Linked DNA regions of Homo sapiens: region 1 is linked to region 2. Evidence: chromatin loops called from intact Hi-C (ENCODE). Cell type or tissue: PC-9. All regions are shown on one strand. Region 1 holds the start of VANGL1 (VANGL planar cell polarity protein 1). Region 2 overlaps CASQ2 (calsequestrin 2).

Region 1 (2,500 bases), 120 kb after region 2:
GTATATAAGTGTGTTAAGGGGATGATGAAGGGGAGGATGCCTTCTTCATTCAACACATTTATCCTTCAAACAAAGGGTGACATGGAATTGTTGCTTGGTAAAGAAACTTTAAATTTCCTTTATGGTTTTGTCCTGTTGCTTAATACATAAGACAATAAAAATGTACTGCTTGGCAAGCAGTCCTTACAAATATATCACTCTCAAAATTCTTCTCCCATTTTACTTACAAATTAAGTTGCAAGCAAGCCTCACTGCCAACATTGTTAATAGTGAAATTCCACACTGAGTGTTTTCACTAATTATACTGAGAGACATCAACGTTTGGGAATGTTTAATGCTCATGGATAGGTGAAGCGTGTTATTTCTTTGAACTGGAAAAAGAAACAGTTTCCTCCCACAAATCAAAGCCCCAACTATATCACATTGATTTAATTCAACCCTAAAAACTCTATAATTAGTGGTTACAGAAAATGGCTAATTACCTCTCCCTGTATTCAGACAATTTCTGCCATCTCACTTGCAGAGCCTGGGAGCTGTGTACTCAACCCACCCACTGACGGGAGAATGCTAATTAGCATTGTTGACTGGTGATACAAGTTATAATATTTTTCAGCAGCCCCGTAAAATTTATAAACATGTCAGTGAAAATGCCAGATTCTTTTACAGTTTGTTAGCTTTTGGACTAAGTGTCTAAGAATACATTCATTTCTAACCAAAGCCAGGTCAAGAGTTTTAACAAAATGCATGGGCCATCTACACAATCATCATCATAAGGCGCTCTAACACTTCCTAAGGAGAATCTAAGAGAGCTCACAACACCTTCGCAGCGTGGGCATTAGACCTGGTTTGGAGAAGTGAAAACTGAGCAACAGATTCCTCAGCTCCAAGTCTCATCTGCTCATCACACAGCAGCCAGGCCGCGGCTCCGCCCCACTGCTGCCGCCACCACGGACGCGTTTAAATTTTTATAAAGCTTCACACTTCTCTAGGCGCGATGCTTGGGGCAGTTCAAAGACTGCAGAAGGAAATGAGGTCCTGCCGGTGGCGAAGGCTGCCCCGGCGCGGTGAGATTTCCTCCAGCAGGGACACCTTGGGCAGAGACCCGCCAGGCGCCTCTGCTCCACCCCGGCGTTTTTGAAAGTAAACTCCTACCTGCCTGTTGCGCTCTCCGAGGCGCAACCGGACTCGCCCCCCAGGCCTCCAGGGCCGGCTCAATTTTTTGTGAGCGAGGTGTGCACACAGACCAGCTCTGTCCCGGTTCCTGGCGAAGGGCCAGGCGGCGCCCGGGTCGAGCCCCGCCAGGGGTGGGAACCCCGGTGCGCGCCCGGCTCCCGCCCTGCACGGCTGCTGCAGCCGCCCGGTGCCTCCAACGCTCGGCCACTCCCTGCCGGCCTGCCCGCCGCCCCGGCACGCGCACCGAAGGGGCGCACTCCAAAGGCCAGCCCGGGGAGAAAGGGACGTCCGAGGTGTGAGCAGGGAACCCCGGGACCCCAAGGAGTGGGGTGCGGCGGAGATCGCACGGCAGGGCCAGGAGGGGCGCAACGCATGGGGAGAAGAGTGGAGTCAGAGGAAGCACTACCCGGAGCGCTCCGGAGGAGGGGAGGGAGCCCCCGGCCCGAGGCGGGAGCCGGCCACCCGGGGTCGAAGTCCGGCGGGGCGAATGCGGGAGGAGGGCGCAGGGGCACGCGGGGTCCGAGGTGGGGGCGTCTCCCAGCCAACGGTCTGCCCCGGGGACCGCCGCCGCGCAGCGCTCGGCCTCTCGCGGGACTCACCTCCGCGCCGGCCGCCCGAGCTCCGCGGCCCGCGGTCTCGGCTCACAGCGGCCCCGGCTCTGCGGCCTGCGCTGGGCTCCTGGAGAGGCAGAGCCCCGCCGCCGCCGCCGCTGCACTGCTGCTTTCCGCTTCCTGTCCCGGCGCCGCCCCGCAGCCCGAGCCCAGCCCTGCGAGCCCGGCGCGGCCGCGAGCCAAGAACAGCTAGCGCTGCCGGCCCCGCCGCGGGGCCGGCCCACCTGCAGCGGAGGGCGGGGCTCGGCCGGCGTCCCCCTCACCTCGTCACCGCCCCGACCCCACACACCCGGGACACACACGAAGGCGTGCGCGGTCACACTCTTACACACGGACCAGGGAATGACACCTCCCACACTCATTCACCCTCATACACACACTCACCCTACACAGACGTGCACAGCCCAGTAACCCACTCTCTTCTGGGCAGACACACACACTATAAACACATGGCCCAGGGATTGATCTCCGACACCGCCCCCTCCCTCCCCCACATACTTGGAATCTCAAGCTCACACACACACACACACACACACAATCATGCACAAAATCCGAGCCCATTTGCCCTCACGAGTGCCCCCATCCACATATTCACACGGCTCAGGGACTAACCCCCCAACCCCACTCAACACACACTCATATACACACTTTCCAAGAACTGACCGACAAATATCCATATACACCATATCTCAACCCATATACACACACTTAAACTC
Region 2 (2,500 bases):
GTCCTCTTAATCCTCTAGACCCCACACTTGCACTAAGAAAAATAGTCTGTCAGCTTCCAGGGCTGTGGCTGTTAGGGGGTAGGGGGAAAAGAGGAGGCAGTTCCCAGTGTCCATCCAACAGGCAGTGTGGTCTCAGCCACGGACAAATAGCTGGAGGGGAGGCAGCTCCCTTCCCCCTCGCAGCTTAAGGCGGCTTCTGACACTTTTTATCATAACCGACTATGACCCAGTATATACAGACACACACAGACACACACACACACCAGAAACAAAAATTTCATATGAACTATACTTATTATTATTACTTGGGGAATTAAATTTTTTTTTCTATTTTTATCCTGTTCTCTTCTATTTCATTTTAAAAATTGATCTCAACCTATTAAGTTGATTTCCCTCTCCAGTGAGGAGTTGCCATCCCCAGGCTGAAACACCTGAGGAATTTCTAGGAATTAGAAACTCATAGCTCCTCACACTAGGGCCACCCCATTCATTCTAAGAAACTCCAAGGGCACTGTGGCCAGTCATGTATATTTTGTCTGCATCTCTAAGGGATGTCAATGAAAAAAGCCAGAAACAGCTCCATCCACAGAGTGAGGAGGTCACTGCCTGATGAGGGGCACTTGAAATACCATTCAATTAGTCATGCATCTGCCACCTAATTTTTGTTGGGGCCCTGGGATAGATGCTGTGGATACGGGGAAAATGAGACCCTCAAGTGGCTCACAGCTGAACATGGAAGAAAACATGCAAACTAAGAGCTACAGTGCAGGGAGGTTGCTGTAACAACACAGCAACTTAGAAGTTTATCAGGGAGAGTAGAGGAAAGAGGAAGGGCCAGAGTTGGTTTGTGAAATGAGTAGGAATTTACTGGCAAAACAGCAAATATTCTGATGGCTCTCAAGTATTTTTCCACCTGCTAGCTTTTTCCTAAAATTTGGCCAAGAGGGCCTCATTTCTTTAGGGTAAGATTTTTGTCCCTACTTAGTCAAGGTCCTCTGGGAGAGGTAGATCTTTGAGATGTTGCCAATTACTTACATCCCCTGAGTCTGAATTCTGTCGTGAGAACAGGGCTTGACAAGGGGAAGAGGAGAAGGTGGAGAAGATAAGGTCTATACAGCTTAGCAAGAAAAAGGCAAGTAATATGACACCAGGAGGCAGCAAACTCAAACTTTGCTTTCCAATCTGGCCAGAGTCCAGCTCTGGAGGGCCCAAGGGTCATTGTATAATCCATAGTTCTATGCAGATGTTCTACACATGATTGTTGAATGAATGAATGAAATGTTAGAGCTCAAAAGAACTGTGGGAGTCATCTAGGTTGCTCTGAACCCCTCATTTCATAGCTGTAACCCTGACTTAAACAGCTGGCAGTTCTGATTCCTTGGGTATTCTTCATCAACAAAGCAGCATATATGATTTAGAAATTTCAGAGTATGTGGAAAAGAACTAAAAGGCAATAAAAGTAATCACACCAAAATAAACATGGATAATGTTCTGGTAGATTTCTTTCCAGTATTTTTTTCTATACATAAATATACATTTTTCAATTGGGAATTATACCATTTATACAGTTTTGTTTCCAGCTTTTTTTCACATCCATATATTGTATTTCTATATTATTAAACAGTAATGTTAATACCAGCATAGTATTCCACTGTATCATCATACATATTTTTAAAATAATTACCCTATATTTGGATCTTGACACAATTTTTAGAGTTTTAAAAATCTTCGCTTTTCATTGTTGTTTTAATGAACATTTCTTTGATTTCTGGCTAAAGTTTTCTATAAAATTCTTTTGCCATTTATGTATTTTTTCTTTCATAAATTATTTTTCTATGCCTTTTCTCATTTTTCTATTGGGGTGTCAACACAAATTATAAAGGGAGTTGCAATTTTGCATGCTGTCTCTTACAGCTTCCACCAAGATAGTAAATTTAGTCACACCACAGTGGCCAACTTCCATTAGCATTACAGGACTCAGAGACAGAGGACATGGGCAGGTAATTCAGTTTCTCCTTGCTGCTTTGTTTCCTGCTTCCTCTTTTTCCTTGAAACTGCTGTGCAAGCCACTGCTCCTATCATGTCCTATAAATATTGCCAGAGAAAGTCCTTCATTTCTCAACCTGAGTTGAGAAATGTCACCATTTCCCTCAGGTTGAAGTGCTTGAGAGATGGCATGCTCTAACACGGGCTTCCAGATCAGATAGACCTGGTTTCCTTGTTTGCAAGATGGAGATGACAGTGCTGTTGTGAGGATTGAATGAGGCTGCCCAGCAAGAGCATAGCTCTGGCACACAGAAGATACTTAACAAATGCTAGCTTCTTTTAGCCCACACTCACTATTTCATCAGGATTCTAAACACAATACAGCTAACCCCATCAGTTGATAAACTGAGGAAATCAGGCCTTGGGAGCTGGGTACTGGAAATGCAGCCATCTTGCTTATTCACAGCCAGTTTGATTTGCTCCTCCTCTTATTGCTTATTCACTCCTCCTCTCT

Evidence for each region. A loop is a pair of places that touch in the nucleus more often than their neighbours do. Peaks named below come from ENCODE experiments on the same cell type or tissue, not always from the same donor. Only the 100,000 strongest peaks of a DNase experiment are listed, where the experiment ranks them.
Region 1: it touches region 2 in a loop (6-fold over the local background); 6 of 110 quality-filtered maps call a loop at or near these places.

What each region holds. Positions count from the first base shown.
Region 1 is chr1:115,641,359-115,643,858 of GRCh38, reverse strand. It overlaps VANGL1 (VANGL planar cell polarity protein 1), which reads right to left and starts at 1,889. Exons shown (of 8, transcript NM_138959.3): 1 at 1,773-1,889. RefSeq lists an enhancer at 1,274-2,032 and a silencer at 1,168-2,157. In PC-9, CTCF peaks have their summits at 857 and 1,057; DNase peaks (open chromatin) are centred at 1,048 and 1,908; H3K4me3 peaks cover 2,496 bases; H3K27ac peaks cover 1,751 bases.
Region 2 is chr1:115,763,420-115,765,919 of GRCh38, reverse strand. All of the region lies in intron 1 of CASQ2 (calsequestrin 2), which reads left to right. Among named protein-coding and RNA genes, the nearest start is that of CASQ2, 4.0 kb to the left of the region's middle. In PC-9, CTCF peaks have their summits at 966 and 1,166 (motif pointing right); a DNase peak (open chromatin) is centred at 1,129.